2 separate regions of the Homo sapiens genome follow, and region 2 is linked to region 1. A link is an interaction called in ENCODE POLR2A ChIA-PET data of the cell type or tissue named here. Cell type or tissue: B cell. All regions are shown on one strand. Links, peaks and the distances in the headings refer to the core of each region. The heading gives the core; the rest is flanking DNA. Region 1 has its middle 7.5 kb from the start of FAM167B. Region 2 overlaps HDAC1 (histone deacetylase 1).

Evidence for each region. ChIA-PET counts read pairs that join two places held together with the same protein. Peaks named below come from ENCODE experiments on the same cell type or tissue, not always from the same donor. Only the 100,000 strongest peaks of a DNase experiment are listed, where the experiment ranks them.
Region 2: POLR2A ChIA-PET joins it to region 1 with 10 read pairs; 21 of 35 experiments call an interaction of 5 or more read pairs at or near these places.

The regions. Positions count from the first base shown.
Region 1 is chr1:32,235,595-32,243,920 of GRCh38, reverse strand. It overlaps a transcript of EIF3I not described here and the pseudogene MTMR9LP. Among named protein-coding and RNA genes, the nearest start is that of FAM167B, 7.5 kb to the left of the region's middle. RefSeq lists enhancers at 2,099-2,408, 2,819-2,868 and a silencer at 2,549-2,698. In B cell, for the core only: a CTCF peak has its summit at 3,268; DNase peaks (open chromatin) are centred at 1,280, 2,660 and 3,270; H3K4me3 peaks cover 1,683 bases; H3K27ac peaks cover 1,646 bases.
Region 2 is chr1:32,311,544-32,319,869 of GRCh38, reverse strand. It overlaps HDAC1 (histone deacetylase 1), which reads right to left. Exons shown (of 14, transcript NM_004964.3): 3 at 3,088-3,205. Among named protein-coding and RNA genes, the nearest start is that of MARCKSL1, 21 kb to the left of the region's middle. In B cell, for the core only: a CTCF peak has its summit at 3,222 (motif pointing right); DNase peaks (open chromatin) are centred at 2,849 and 3,239; H3K4me3 peaks cover 1,454 bases; H3K27ac peaks cover 4,404 bases.

The DNA of each region.
Region 1 (8,326 bases), core at 120-8,119:
GCTAATTTTTTGTGTTTTTGGTAGAGTTGGGGTTTCACCATGTTGCCCAGGCTGGTCTCAAACTCCTGGGCTCAAGTGATCCTCCTGCCTCGGTCTCCCAAAGTGCTAGGATTATGGCCATGAGCCACCACTCCTCTCCCTATTCCTCTATTCTTTTTCTTTCTTTTTTCTTTTCTTTTTTTTTTTTTTTTTGATACAAGTCTCACTCTATTGCCCAAGCTAGAGTGCAGTGGCGTGATCTCAGCTCACTGCAACATCCACCTCCTGGGTTCAAGCAATTCTCCTGCCTCAGCCTCCCAAGTAGCTAGGACTACAGGTGCGAGCCACCATGCCTGACAAATTTTTCTATTTTTAGTAGAGACAGGGTTTCACCATATTGGCCACGCTGGTCTTGAACTCCTGACCTCAAGTGATCCGCCTGCCTTGGACTCCCAAAGTGCTGGGATTACAGGAGTGAGCCAACTCGCTTGGCTTTTTTTTTTTTTTTTTTTTTTGAGGCAGAGTCTTGCTCTGTTGCCCAGGCTAGAGTGCAGTGGTGCGATCTCAGCTCACTGCAGCCTCCGTTTCTCGGGTTCAAGGGACTCTCCTGCCTCAGCTTCCCGAGTAGCTGGGACTACAAGCACATACCACCATGCCTGGCTAATTTTTGTATTTTTAGTAGAGACCAGATTTAGCCATGTTGGCCAGGCTGTTCTTGAACTTCTGGCCTCAAGGTATCCACCCACCTCAGCCTCCCAAAGGGTTGGGATTACAGGGGTAAGCCACCGCACCCAGCCCTATTCCTTTATTCTCAATTAAAAAGAAAGAAAGAAAATAAATAAATAAATAAATAAATAAAATAAGCTGGGCATGGTGGCTCATGCCTGTAATCCCAGCACTTTGGGAGGCCATGCAGCAGGAGCATTGCTTGAGGCTTGGAGTTGAAGACCAGCCTGGGCAAAACAGGGAGACCCCCATCTCCACAAAAATATTTACAAAAGAAAAAGAAGACGGATGGATGAATAGATGGGTCCTGTGGTAAATCAGCTCAGCTCTCGTCCTGCAATTTTACCAGCTTAATTGTGTCTCTTGCCAGACTGAAAACCCTGTGAACAGAATCTTCCCCAGTCATCCCTGGGCCCCAGCACCAAACACAGGGCCCAGCTAACTCACTGTACAGGTAATACACACTTGCTGAAACGATGGTGGATAGCTGATGGGGTTCTTGAGGTCTGGACTCAGCCAGAAGTGGGCTGCACAGAGGGCGCCCTCAGGCAGGGACTTCCAGCTGCGAGGTCGAGGAGGGACGCCAGCTACACAGCTGCAGCATTTAAGGTGGACCAAAGGATTTCCCCAACCCAAGTTTCTTATGTATGGGAGGAAGTAGGCAGTTCCCAGTTTCACACCCACTTTCCAGCCCTTCCACCAGGGTATGGTGGAAGAGATAGTTATCTTTCTTCCTTTCCTTCCTTCCTTCCTTCCTTCTTTCTTTCCTTCCTTCCTTCCTTCCCTCCCTCCCTCCTTCCTTCCTTTCTTCTTTCTTTTCTCTTTTTTGACGGAGTTTGCTCTTGTTGCCCAGGCTGGAGTGCAATGGCGCTATCTCATCTCACTGCAACCTTGGTCTCCTGGGTTCAAGCGATTCTCCTGCCTCAGCCTCCCGAGTAGCTGGGATTACAGGTGCACGCCACCATGCCTAGTTAGTTTTGTATTTTTAGTGGAGACGGGGTTTCATTATGTTGGCCACGATGGTCTCGATCTCCTGACCTCGTGATCGGCCCGCCTCGGCCTCCCAAAGTGCTGGGATTACAGGTGTGAGCCACCACGCCTGGCCAATTTTTTGTATTTTTAGTAGAAACAGGGTTTCACCATGTTAGCCAGGGTGGTCTCGAACTCCTGACCTCAGGTGATCCGCCCCGCCTCGGTCTCCCAAAGTGTTGGGATTACAGGCCTGAGCCACTGCGCCCAGTCTTTCTTTCTTTTTAAAGTTAGCAGTAGTGCTAGCACCTCAGGGCTTGAAAAAACAAAAATACAAAAATATTGAGTGTCTCCTGCAACCCAGGCACAGGGTTAAGGACTTTAGGCAAGATTATTCTCCCCATTTCACAGACGATGACATGGAGATTTGCTTATAACAGTCTCTGGCCAGGGACCTCGCTAAGAAATATTGGCAATATGAGGGGAAATTCCTGTGAAACTGTGATCCTTTCCTCTGAGGGGCCTCCTTAACAGCTGTCCAGACGGCGTCGCCAGCTGCCCAGGCAGTTCCTATCCCTTTCGGAGCTCCAGCCTGCCCCTCCTGACGCTCTCAGAGTCTGGCCTTCTGCTGGGCCCCGGGTCTCTCACTGGCAGAATGGAGTTCTCGGAGCTGATCCATACGGGCTGAGCCCAAGCAGAGTTTCTACGGGGCCCGGAGGCGCCCCCGCTTCGCGGCACGGTGTGAGTCACCGTCCACCACCTGCTCCTGTCGCCAGGGCCCGCGTCCTCTCCGGACCTGTGGCTGCTGCTGTTGCGTAGCGTCGACTCCTTCGAGAAGCAGTGAGACGTGGCGGGGTGGGGGAGGGTCCCCGGGGTTGGGGAGCGCGCGGCTTGGCGGAGTAGGGGGCACGGCCAGCGCAGTCAGAGCTGGCGCCCTCCTGCGTAAGCCCAATCCGGGAAACTCGTTGCCCCTCTCCTGGGAAAGGAACGTCCCTCCCCAGGGTTGCGAGTGACTCGGGCACCATCACCCTGTGCTGTAAAGACCTGCGAGTGCTGCAGCTGGAAATAGAGGGCGCGGAAGCGACGCTGGGCATCGCCCGCTCCATCGAGGTGTGCCGAGGGAGCTCCCGAGCCCTTTAAGCTCTCCCTGTCTCGCGTAGAGGGGAATAAAAAGGTGCTTCTGTTCAAAGAGGCTCCGCAGCCGCAGCTAAATGGCAGGGGGATGCAGGGTGGTCCGGGGTACTTGGAGAGGCCGAAGCTGAAGCTACAGGACTGAGGGGCTGGAAAGGGCGCGGGCGAGACAATTCCGACCCTCCCCAGAGCCCCTGACTTCCTTCTCCGGACGCTGTCCTCCCTGGAATCAGTCATCACCTCCTTCCCTTTATTCTACCGTCCCAAGGGCCTGAGATTGGGCGACTCCTGGCACTTCCTCCCGCCCGAACTCTACTGCAAGAGAGTAGCTCGCGAAGTGGGCGCGGTCGTAGGGGCCCGGGAAGGTGGAAGCGCCGGGCCTGGAAGAGGCGCGGGGACAGGGCACTCCCTGGGTGCCCTAGACCTGGCCTCTCTCCTCCCTGCGCTGCAGACCAACGCGTGGCGGCTGAGCGAGGTGAACGAGGACTTCAGCTTGTGCCCCAGATACCCCCGTGCGGTGATCGTGCCATACTTGGTGGACGATGATGCCCTGGCGCGCAGCGCCCGCTTCCGTCAGGGAGGTCGCTTCCCGGTGCTCAGCTACCACCCGGCTCCCAGCGGCAGAGGGAGCGCGCCCTCCCCACGCTCCGCCCCTGGGTGGCTGCGTCCTTTCTGGGCCTTTTCTTTTTGGCCCGGTCAATTCGCGGCGTAGCCGCTGCCCCAACTCCTGCCCCATTCTGGTCCCGCCCCTCTCCCGCCTTTTCGCTGGGAAGGGTATCACCTTTCTCTGGCCCCGCCCCTGACGGTTCCGGGCCCCGCGAAGCTTAGTCCCTTCTTTGTCAAGCCAGGACCCGCCCACGGTCTATTCATAGGGTCCCAAACCACTTTGGCCACAACACCCCCAGACTGGTCCGAAGCCTCGTGAGTTCGCCCTGGTCGTTGCACTCCAGCCTGTCGCTGTGCAGACCTGGCTTAGAGGACCCCTAAGGCTGAGGGGTCACTTCCAGAACTGAGTCCGGTCCGCAGGTTCTGCTACGCTCCAGCCAGCCCCTAACTGGTCCCCAGAAGCGGCGCTGCTACAGGGACCAGGAGCTGCTGCGAACTGCGCTGGCGGGGGCTCGTCCTTGGGCGCGGGGCTTCATCATGGACACGCTCTCGGCCCAGGCCGCGAAACAAGCCCGCGTGACTGGCGGAGGCACAGAGACCAAGGCCGCTTAACCTGGCTGGTTGCACTGGTCCCTGGAGAGGTAAGGGGCCTCCCACCCTCTCCCAGGCCCTCTCCTGCAGGGCTCTGTGAATGTACATGTGTGTGAGTATGTGTTGGCGGGAGGCGGGGGGTCCTCCAGGAACCTTGAAGACTCAAGCCTTTCCTGGTGTCATCCCTCCACATGAGCAACCCCACTTGCACACCACCACTGAGAGAGCTCCTTACTCTTTAGGCACCCCAACTTTGCCTGGGAAGAAAAAGCACCTCTTTACATTAAACTGAAATTTGTCTTCCCGGAACAACCTCCCTGCACACACGCACCCCCTCCCTGAGGGCTGCACCTGCACAGATGTGATCTGTTCCCTCTGTCTCCAGGCGATGGCAGTGCCAAGAAGAGGTCCTGAGGGAGTTTTGTGTTTTGAGGAGAGTAGACTGCTTCCCTATCCAAAATACAAAGCTCTGTTTATTCATTTATTTACCCAGCACTGAGCACAGGGGCTGCCACAGTGGCCGGCTCAGACATGGCAGAGATCAGCAGAGAATGGGCAATCAGGCTCCCCTGAGATGAGCAGCAGCGCAGAGGAGGTGCCCCTCTCTTACTACACCAACTTCAGGTAATCAGAGGTTTCCTTGAGAATAGGATGCTTTAGCTGAGACCCAAAAATGGAGGAGTGAGCCAGAAGAAGAAAGACCCTGCATGTGGAGGGAATTGCAAGTGTCCAGGTGCAGAGACAGCCTGGTCATTTGTCCTGTTTGGGGAACTGCCAAGTACAGTAGTCCCCCCTTATCCTCGGGAAGTATGTTCCAAGATCCCCAGTGAATGCCTGAAGCCTCAGATAGTACCAAACCCTACAGACAGTATGTTTTTCCATACCTATGATAAAGTTTAATTTATTTTATTATTTTTATTTATTTTATTTTATTTTTTTGAGACAAGAGTCTCGCTCTGTCACCCAAGCTGGAGTGCAGTGGCGCTATCTTGGCTCACTGCAACCTCCTCCTCCCAGGTTCAAGTGATTCTCCTGCCTCAGCTTCCCAAATAGCCGGGATTACAGGCACCTGCCACCACGCCCAGCTAATTTTTTTTTTTTTTTTGTATTTTATCTTATTTTATTTTATCATAATAATTATTTTTTAAGATGGAGTCTTGCTTTGTTTCCCAGGCTGGAGTGCAGTAGCGTGATCTTGGCTCTCTGCAACCTCCATTTCCTGGGTTCAAGTAACTCTCCCATCTCAGCCTCCCAAGTAGCTGGGACTACATGCACGTGCCACCATGCCTGGCTAATTTTCTTTTCTGTATTTTATTTTATTTTATTATTTTTTGAGACAGAGTCTCACTCTGTCGCCCAGGCTGGAGTGTGATGGTGCGATCTCAGCTCCCTGCAACCTCTGCCTCCCAGATGCAAGCAATTCTCATACCTCAGCCTCCCAAGTAGTTGGGACTACAGGAGCCTGCCACCATGCCCAGCTAATTTTTTTTTTGTATTTTATTTTATTATTATTATTTTTGAGATAGAATCTCTCTTTGTTGCCCAGTCTGGAGTGCAGTGGTGTGATCTTGGCTCACTGCAACCTCCATTCCCCGGGTTCAAGTGATTCTCTCGCCTCAGTCTCCTGAGTAGCTGGGACTACAGGCGCGTGCCACCAGGCCCGGCTAATTTTTGTATTTTTAGCAGAGATGGGGTTTTGCCATGTTGGCCAGGCTAGTCTGGAACTCCTCACCTCAAGTGGTCTGCCCATCTCAGCCTCCCAAAGTGTTGGGATTACAGGCATGAGCCACCACGCCCAGCCTTTTTTTTGTATTTTAGCAGAGATGGGGTTTCATCATGTCACTCAGGGTGGTCTTGAACTCCTGAGCTCGGGCAATCCACCTGCTTCAGTCTCCCAAAGTACTAGGATTACAAGCGTGAGCCACTGCATCCAGCCAAGTTTAATTTATACAGTAAGCACAACAATAACTAATAATAAAGTAGAACAATTACAATAATATGCTATAATAAAAGTTGTATAGGTCAGGTGCTGAGGTAAAAGATAGGTATTTTTGGAGATTTAGAAGATTGTGGCTGGGCACAGTGACTTATGCCTGTCATCTCAGCACTTTGGCAGGCTGAGGAGGGTGGATCCCTTGAGCCCAAGAGTTTGAGACCAGCCTGGGCAACATAGGGAGACCCTGTCTCTGTACAAAATACAAAAATTGGCTGGGTGTGGTGGCTCATGCTGGTAATCCCAGCATTTTGGGAGGCTGAGGCGGGAAGATCACCTGAGGTCAGGAGTTTGAGACCAGCCTGACCAACATGGAGAAACGCCGTCTCTACTAAAAATACAAAATTAGCCGGGCGTGATGGCACATGCCTTTAATCCCAGCTACTCAGGAGACTGAGGCAGGAGAATCGCTTGAACCTGAAAGGCAGAGGTTGCAGTGAGCTGAGATAGCACCATTGCACTCCAGCCTAGGCAACAAGAATGAAACTCCATCTCAAAAAAAAAAAAAAAAAAAAATTAGCTACATGTGGTGGTGCACACCTGTAGTCCCAGCTTCTCAAGAGGCTGAGGTGGATGGCTTGAGCCTGGGAGGCAGAGGTTGCAGTGAGCTGTAATTGTGCCACTGCACTCCAGCCTGGGTGAGAGCAAGATCCTGTCCCAAAATTAGCCAGGCATGGTGGTGTGCTCCTGTAGGCCCAGCTACTCAAGAGGCTGAGGTGGGAGATCACTGGAGCCCCGGGAGGTGGAGGCTGCAGTGAACTGTAATCACACCACTGCACTCGAGGCTGGCTGACAGAATGAGACCCTGTCTCAAAAAAAAAAACAAAAAAAAAATGGCCGGGTGCGGTGGCTCATGCCTGTAATCCTGGCACTTTGGGAGACCAAGGCGGGTGGATCACCTGAGGTCAGGAGTTCGAGACTAGCCTGGCTAACATGGTGAAACCCCACTTCTACTAAAAATACAAAAAATTAGCCAGGTGTGGTGCGGGCCTGTAATCCCAGCTATTTGGGAGGCTGAGGCAGGAGAATCGCTTGAAACTGGGAGGTGGAGGTTGCAGTGAGCCGAGATCACGCCATTACACTCCAGCTTGGGCAACAAGAGTGAAACTCCAAAAAAAAAAAGTTGTATGAGGCCGGGCATGGTAGCTCACGCCTGTAATCCCAGCACTTTGGGAGGCCGAGCTAGGTGGGTCACGAGGTCAGGAGATCGAGACCATCCTGGCTAACATGGTGAAACCCTGTCTCTACTAAAAATACAAAAAAAATTAGCCAGGTGTGGTGACGGGCTCCTGTAGTCCCAGCTACTCAGGAGGCTGAGGCAGGAGAATCGCTTGAACCCAGGAGGCAGAGGTTGCAGTGAGCTGAGATTGCGCCACTGCACTCCAGCCTGGGTGACCTAGAGTGAGACTCAATCTAAAAAAAATAAACAGTTGTATGAATGTGATCTCTTTCTTAAAATATCTTATTGTACTATACTCACCCTTCTTGTGATGATGTGAGATGCTTAAATGCCCATGTGATGAGATGTGGTGAATGACATAGGCCTTGTAATGCAGCCTTAGGCTCCTACTGACCTTGAACACAAGCCCACTGCAGTACTGCCACAGTCACTCTGATAACCAAGACAGCTACTAAGTGACTAATGGGCAGACAGTGTGTGCAGCATGGATATGCTGGACAAAGGGATGACTCCTATCCAGCGAGACAGAGCAGGGTGACTCAAGATTTCGTCACAACATTCAGAAGGGCTTACAATTTAAAACTTATGAATTGTTTATTTCTGGAATTTTCCATTTAATATTTTCAGGCCACAGTTGACCATGGGTAACTGAAACCTCAGAAAGTGAAACCATGGATGGGGTCAACTAATGTCCTTTGGTATGGTGGGAGTGTCGAGTATGAAATGGGAGGACAGATGAGGCTACAGATAAGCTTAGACTTTATCCTCAAGGCAGTGGGCAGCCACTGAAGGCTTTTAAACAGAGCTGAGAAGTCGCTGTTAGATTTTCTGGCAGGAGGTCACCAGTAACCTTGAACAGAGCAGTTTCTGGGAGGTAGGAGCAGATGCAGAATTCCAAGAGAACTGTGTTTTTCTTGTCAGACCGGGGCTCCCCAGGGAATGCTATGTTGCTCCCATCAGACTGGTGTACATCAAGGGTGTTGTGATACTTCCATCAAATTGGTGGTTTCCCAGGACATTGTGTGTTTCCCCAGAGGGCTATGTGACCCTTCCCCAGGTACTTTCTCAAAGGGTCTTGAGTCTCTCCCATCAGACTGAGGAATCCTCAAAGCTAAGAAACCATTTTAGGCTGGGCGCGGTGGCTCATGCCT
Region 2 (8,326 bases), core at 22-8,021, 76 kb before region 1:
AATGAGACCATACCTCAATGCAGCCCTGAACTGGGCTCAAGGGATCCTCCTGCCTCAGGCTCCTGAGTAGCCAGAATCACAGGCATGTGCCACCATACACAACTAATTTTTTATTTTTATTTTTTTAAGATAAAATAAGAGATGGGGGTCTCACTATGCTGCCCAGGCTGGTCTTGAACTCCTGGCCTCAAGCTATCCCTCCTGCCTTGCCCTTCAAAGCACTGGCATTACAGGTGCATGCTACCATGTCCAGCGCCTAGGTTAGATATTGGTACATATTCTAAAAGGGCAAGTTAAGGATTAAGGAATTTGAGGCTGCAGTGAGCTATGATCTTGCCACTGTACTGTACCCTGGATGACAAAGCAAGACCCCATCTCTAAAAACAAGAATAAAAATAAAAATAATTCTTTTTTTAAAAAGGGCTCATTACTGTCTTGGTAGATACCCCAGGTTATAAAGCACTGTGTTAAGTGACATCTAAAGTCTCTGTCTACTCTGACCCTCCATAACCCTACAAATCAACTCAGTGAGGTACTCTGAAGTTCTTAGAGAGGCTTATTCTTCCTGCCCCCATTTCTGATGACAGAAAAATCCAAGACCTAATTATTTTAATTAGAAAAATTTTTTTTAGAGACCAGGTCTCACTATATTACCCAGACTGGCCTTGAACTCCTGGGCTCAAGAAATCTTCCTGCTTCAGCCTCCTAAGTAGCTGAGACTATAGGCACCCAGACTGAATTTTTTTTTTTTGAGACGGAGTCTCGCTCTGTCGCCCAGGCTGGAGTGCAGTGGCGCGATCTTGGCTCACTGCAACCTCTGCCTCCTGGGTTCAAGCAATTCTCCTGCCTCAGCCTCCTGAGTAGCTGGAATTACAGGCATGTACCACCAAACCAAGCTAATTTTTGTATTTTTAGTAGAGATGGGGTTTCACTATGTTGGCCAGGCTGGTCTCAAACTCCCGACCCCAGGTGATCTGCTTGCCTCAGCCTCCCAAACTGCTGGGATTACAGGCGTAAGCCACCACACCCAGCCAGACTGAATTTTTTAATGTACAACTTTAGAATGCTGGATTCGGAAAAATTGGCGCACCAGAGCAGAACCTGCACACTCCTCAGGGCATAGCATTTTGTCTGCCTTGATAAGTTTGTAAATAATAAAAATAGTAAGTCATAATAGCAAAAGTGATTATGCAATAGCAAAAATAGCAAAAGCAATTCATTGAGGGTAGACATATTATATATATTTAAATATATTATCTTCACTTATTCCCCCATCCTTGACTATGAAATAGGCACTAATGTCTTTTTTTTTTTGGTCTCGCTCTGTTGCCCAGGCTGGAGTGCAGTAGTACAATCATGGCTCACTGCAGCCTCGACCTTCCAGGCTCAAAAGATCCTCCCTCCTCAACCTCCTGAGTAGCTGGGACCACAGGTGTGCACCGCCATGCCCAGCTAATTTTTTTATTTTTTTGTAGAGATGAGGGTCTCACTATGTTGCCCAGGCTGGTCTCAAACTCCTGGCTGGGCTCAAGCAATCCTCCCACCTTGGGCTCCCAAAGTGCTAGGATTACAGGCATGAACCGCTGTGCCTGTCCTGTCTTCCTCTTAAAGAGGGAAAACAGGTCGGGCACAGTGGCTCAGGCCTATAATCCCAGCACTTGGGGAAGCCGAGGCTGGCATATCACCTGAGGTCGGGAGTTTGAGACCAGCCTGACTAACATGGAGAAACCTAAAAATACAAAATTAGCCGGGCGTGGTGGCACATCCCTGTAATCCCAGCTACTCAGGAGGCTGAGGCAGGATAATCGCTTGAAGCCGGGAGACGGAGGTTGTGGTGAGTAGAGATCGCCCCATTGCACTCCAGCCTGGGCAACAAGAGCGAAACTCTGTCTCAAAAAAAAGTGGCAGGGGCGGGAAATAACACCAGAGGGGCTAGGAAACCAAGGATTCAAACTAAGACATGAAAGCTTATTTTCTTACTTTAATAGCAAGTTGCTCCTCTAGTGAGAGCCCACTGTGCTGAGAGTAGAGCCTGATCCTTGGCCTAAATGGGTTATGGAAACCTCTAAAGCCATCTACAGGAAAGGCATGAATTTGCCTCATCTTGGAGGGAAATAAGACCCTGCAATTCAGAGAGCAAACACCTCACTCACAGCAGCTGGCAGCTCCTGGAGTTGTCGGTAGCAAAGAAGCTTAATGCTTCAAGGAAGGTCTCTGTGGTTCTGCCATCAATACCACTGTACAGTTATTATTAGTTGTAATAATAGTTATAAATAACTTTCTTCCTTGGGAGTAAGACTACCTTGTGGTCAGCAGCAACAAACAAGTGCCGCATATTTTCTGACACTTCCATATAAGCTGTCATAAGTTAATCAAAACTTCTTCTGGACAGTGCTGTTATACTATATGAAGTCTTAGGTGCTAAGAGATAATTTCTAAAATAACACAAGGGGGAAGTCAGGTATGATAGTTTTGTCCCAAATTTGAATACTTTTTTTTTCCCCCTCACAGCTAAAATAATTCCCACGATTCCTACAAACTAAGCGTGGCTTCCAAGATGGGACCTGCTCTGAAGTTCAAGTCCAAGGGATCAGGGGCAGCATCACCTCATCTCAAAGATTACACCATCTAGAATCTGTCCTGAGTGGCCTCTAAATTCTCAATTAATACCCACTAAGTCAAAACAGTTACAGTTGGACAGAAATCAGAGATCATGTGGCCCAGCCCACTTTACAAAAGAAGAATCTGAGGGGAAGTGACTTGCCCACTCAGCTGAGAGTTAGAGTTAAATTTTACTGTATCTATTGTCTCCCCGTCCCAGGTCAGTGCTTTTTCCACTACAATAATTACAGTACTCTTGGGACAGTGTTGTGAACATAACCAGAAAAAGTACTACCTCTATCGTTTACAAATCAGGAAACATGAAAAATCCGACTTGAGGGGAAAAAGCACTCTGGCACCTTTAGGAGGTAGGGGAAATCAGGTGTCCACTGAATGGGAGGTGCGAGGACGGCAGAATGGGCCTCTACAGTGGAAAGGGAGATGCAACTGGCGGCTTCAGAGTGTGAGGGAACAGAATGGACTTACATCTCTGCATCTGCTTGCTGTACTCCGACATGTTATCTGGACGGATGGAGCGCAAGAATTTAATGTAGTCATCGCTGTGGTACTTGGTCATCTCCTCAGCATTGGCTTTGTGAGGGCGCTAGAGGGCAGAAGGGAGAAAGGGCAAGTTATTTTTGACCACGGCCAGTCCAGTCAATCTAGTTTGAATATTTATATTTCCTGCGCAGCATGGAGCTAGGTGCTATAAAGAATAAAAAGAAATAACTGGTTAGATTCAGGCTTCAAGAAATTTACAATCTAACTAGGCAAACAAGATTATCAAAGGAGACAGAGTATCAGAAGACCTACAGCAGCTCAAGCTCTGTTGCTTAGGCAAGTTACTGTCTCTTGAACCTCCATTTCCTCATTTACTAAACAGGGACAACATAGACCACACAGGGAAGTTGAGAGAATTGGAAGAGGTTGTTAAATCTCTTTGTAAACTGTAAGGTGCTTTACAAAATTATTACTTTTTTTTTTTGAGACGGAGTCTCGCTCTGTCTCCCAGGCTAGAGTGCAGTGGCGCAATCTCGGCTCACTGCAAGCTCCGCCTCCCGGCTTCACGCCATTCTCCTGCCTCAGCCTTCCAAGTAGCTGGGACTACAGACGCCCACCACCACGCCCGGCTAATTTTTTTTGTATTTTTAGTAGAGACAGGGTTTCACCGTGTTAGCTAGGATGGTCTTGATCTCCTGACCTCGTGATCCGCCCGCCTCGGCCTTCCAAAGTGCTGAGATTACAGGCATGAGCCACCAAGCCCGACCTTTTTTTTCGTTTTTTTTTGTTTGTTTGTTTGTTTTGAGGCGGAGTCTCACTCTGTCACCCAGGCTGGAGTGCAATGGCATGATCTCGACTCACTGCAACCTTCGCCTCCTGGGTTCAAGCGATTCTCCTGCCTCAGCCTCCCGAGTAGTTGGGATTACAGGCGCCCACCACGACGCTGGCTAATTTTTGTATTTTTAGTAGAGATGGGGTTTTACCATGTTGGTCAGGATGGTCTCGAACTCCTGACCTCAGGTGATCCGCCCTCCTCGGCCTCCCAAAGTGCTGGATTACAGGCATGAGCCACTGCGCCCGGCCTACAAAATTATTACTTATTATTATATAAAACTGGCCGAGTGCAGTGGCTCACGCCTGTAATCCCAGCACTTTGGGAGGCTGAGGCGGGTGGATCACCTGAGGTTAGAAGTTCGAGACCATCCTGACCAATATGATGAAATCTGGTCTCTACTAAAAATACAAAAATTAGCTGGACGTGGTGGCATGCACCTGTAATCCCAACTACTCAGGAGGCTGAGACAGGAGAATCGCTTGAACCTGGGAGGTGGAGGTTGCAGTGAGCTGAGATTGTGCCACTGCACTCCATCCTGGGCAACAAGAGTGAAACTTCCTCTCAAAAAAATAAATTAAAAAAAATATATATGTATATATACGTATTATAAAATTATGGACAAAATGGCTCCAAGAGTTCACGAAAAAAGGGTATCTAATGAAAACTGAAACAGATGGGAAATCCTTTATAAGTCATCACATCAACAATTTTGATCACATCCTCCCCACTAACACTTCCTTGACAAGCTAATTTCCTGGTTATCCCAACATTCTGACTCCTCCTTCCCTTTTTAAAATTATTTCCTTTTCCTCCCATCCCTTAAAGGTAGGTCTTCTTCAAACATGACCCTCTGCCTCTCTAATTACCAATACAACAAAAGTCCTCACTTAATGTCATCCACAGGTTCTTGGAAATTGTGACTATAGGCAAAACAATGTATAAAGAAACCAATTTTACCATAGGCTAATTGATATAAACAAGAACTTAAGCTCCTACAGCATATTTCTGTCACAAAAACATCACTAAAATTCTAAATAAAGACCCAAAACACTTCAAACATCAAATACTGAAATAAATGTGAAATATCCCTTTTTTTTTTTTTTTTTTGAGACGGAGTCTCGCTCTGTCGCCCAGGCTGGAGTGCAGTGGCGCGATCTCGGCTCACTGCAAGCTCTGTCTCCCAGGTTCACACCATTCTCCTGCCTCAGCCTCCCAAGTAGCTGGGACTACAGGCGCCCGCCATCACACCTGGCTAATTTTTTGTACATTTAGTAGAGATGGGGTTTCACCATGTTAGCCAGGATGGTCTCGATCTCCTGACCTCGTGATCCACCCGCCTCGGCCTCCCAAAGTGCTGGGATTACAGGCATGAGCCACCTTGCCCGGCGAAATATCTCTATATTTAAGAAATATTTATAAAAATAAGGAAGATCATTATTGGGCTGGGTGCAGTGGCTCATGCCTAAAATCCCAGTACTTCGGGAGGCTGAGGCAGGTGGATCACTTGAACCCAGGAGTTTGAGACCAGCCTGGGCAACGTGGTGAAACCCTGTCTCTACAAAAATATAAAAAATTAGCTGGCTGTGGTGGCACTTGCCTATAGTCCTAACTACTCAAGAGGCTAAGGTGGGAGGATCACCTGAGCCCAGGGAAGTCCAGGCTGCAGTGAGCTGTGATCTTGCCACTGCACTACAGTCTGGGCAACAGAGCAAGACCCCGTCTCAAAAAATATATACATTATTATTTACCCAATTTTTGGTGAATCAGTGAGTGATGGCGGTTGTTGTGGTGGTGGGTTAAATCAAATAATAAATGTATGCAAAGTTAAAATTGCAAGGAGAACCTTCTACCATCATGCAGTTCAAAAACGAACAATAACAAATATGGCAGGCTCGCTGAGTGTTTCTGTATCACATCTTTTATTGTTGTGCATCTGTATGATTATTGTCTACTTTATGAATTTTTACTTGACAATAATTTGAATTCAATCATTCATTTCCAAGGGTGGCCAGAGCCTGTCCCGCAGCTCAACACAAGGAACCAACCTTGGACAGGACGCCATTCCATCACAGGGTGCACTCACACCCATATCCACACTTGCTCAGACTAGGACCATGGAAACATGCCAACTCACCTCACATGCACATCTTTGGGATGTGGGAGAAAAATGGAGTACCCGGAGAAAACCTACACAGACATGGGGAGAATATGCAAACACCATACAGATAGTGGCCATGCCAGGAATCAGTTATTTTTCTCCTCAACGTTATAACTAAATGATGCTGAGCGAAGTGATGTTATTTGAGAACCTGCCATATTTTCTGCAGTTTATAAAGCATTTTCAATACACAGCCAACATTTATTGTTTCCTCTGTGACAGTCACTCTTTCAGGCACTTTAAACGCTATCTCATATGATTCTTACAACAACCTTTTAAAGATCTAAGCCCTGGAGGATCGCTTGAGCCTAGGACTTCAAGGCTAGCCTGGACAACATAGTGAGACCCTGTCTTTTTCTCTTTTTTAAAATAATTATCGGGGCCAGGCGCAGTGGCTCACACCTGTAATCCCAGCACTTTGGGAGGCCGAGGTGGGTGGCTCACCTGAGGCCAGGAGTTCAAGACCACCCTGGCCAACACAGCGAAACCCCATCTCCAATAAAAATACAAAAATTAGCCGGGCGTCATGGCAGGTGCCTGGAATCCCAGCTACTCAGGAGGCTGAGGCAGGAGAATTGCTTGAACTCGGAGGCAGAGGCTGCATTGAGCTGAGATCATGCCACTGCGTTCCAGCCTGGGCAACAAAGCGAGACTCCATCTCAAATAAATAAATAAATAAATAAATAAATAAAATAAAATAAGTTATTGGGCAATCTCTCCAGGCCAGAATGTGTTCAGATTCCTAAGACCCCATCTCTGAAAAACAAAACAAAACAAAAAAACACCTTTTAAAGTTCATGGCCAGGTGCGGTGGCTCACGCCTATAATCCCAGCATTTTGGGAGGCCGAGGTGGGAGGATTGCTTGAGGCCAGGAGTTTCAAACCAGTCTGGCCAACATGGCGAAATCCCATCTCTGCAAAAAATACAAAAATTAGCTGGGCGTGGTGGCAGGCTCCTGTAATCCCAGCTACTCAGGAGGCTGCAGCATGAGAATCACTTGAACTTAGGAGGCAGAGGTTGCAGTGAGCCCAGATTGTGCCACTGCACTCCAGCCTGGGCGACAGAGCGAGACTCTGTCTCAAAAAACAAGCAAACAAACAAAAAAAAGTTCATAGCCAGGCACAGTGGCTCACGCCTGTAATCCCAGCACTTTGAGAGGCTGAGCGGGGCAGATCACTTGAAGTCAGGAGTTCGAGACCAGTCTGGCTAACATGGTAAAACCCCATCTCTACTAAAAATATAAAAAATTAGCTGAGTGTGGTGGCGGGCGCCTGTAAACCCAGCTACTCGGGAGGCTGAGGCAAAGCATCGCTTAAATCCAGGAGGCAGAGGTTGCAGTGAGCTTAGGTCATGCCACTGCACTCCAGCCTGGGCAACAGAGTGAAACTACATCACAAAGAAAAAATAAAAATAAAAAATTCATACTATTATTATCCTTATTTCACAGGGAGGAAACTATAGAAGAGAGAGGTTAAGTAATTTGCCTGGGGTTACACAGCTGGTAAACTGGAAGGAATCCAGAGATCTGGCTCTGGGTACTTTGACTCTCTCATTTAATCCTCACTTAATTTAATGAGGCATAATAAGACTGAACGACAGATACTGTTTTATCAAAAACAGCCATAGTGAAGCCAGATGCAGTGGCATGCACCGTAGTCCCAGCTGCTCAGGAATCTAAGATGTAAGGATCACTTGAGCCCAGGAGTTCAAGGCCAGCCTGGGCAAACACAGTGAGACCCTGTTTCTAAAAAGGCAAACCAAAACACCCACAGTGAAAGAAAAAAGACTTAGCTCCAAATACCAAGTTGTTTTTTTACTATACTAAGCCCTTTACTCTCTTCCTAATGTCATCAAAACTTTGGTCTGGCTATCCCTTCTACACAGATGACTGCACAAACTCCATTTTGATCTTAGTTCTGAGCTCCAGATTCACAGTTCAAATAGCTTCTCAGTCTGCTCCACCCACAAACCCTAAAGGCACTTCAAATTCAACTGGACTCAACAATTTGTTGTTGAGAGCCTAGAAGCACTCAAATTCCACTTAACTTCCAAAAGTTCTCTTTCATTATTTTTGTTAATGATACCAACATCCACTCAGGCTGAAAACCTAAGTGTCATTTTAAACTCTGTCCTTTTTTGCCTTCCTGTTTCAATCCATTGCCAATCTCTCTCATTATGCCTCCATAATATTGATTGCATCTACTACCCTATTTTTCCTATGTCCTTCTTT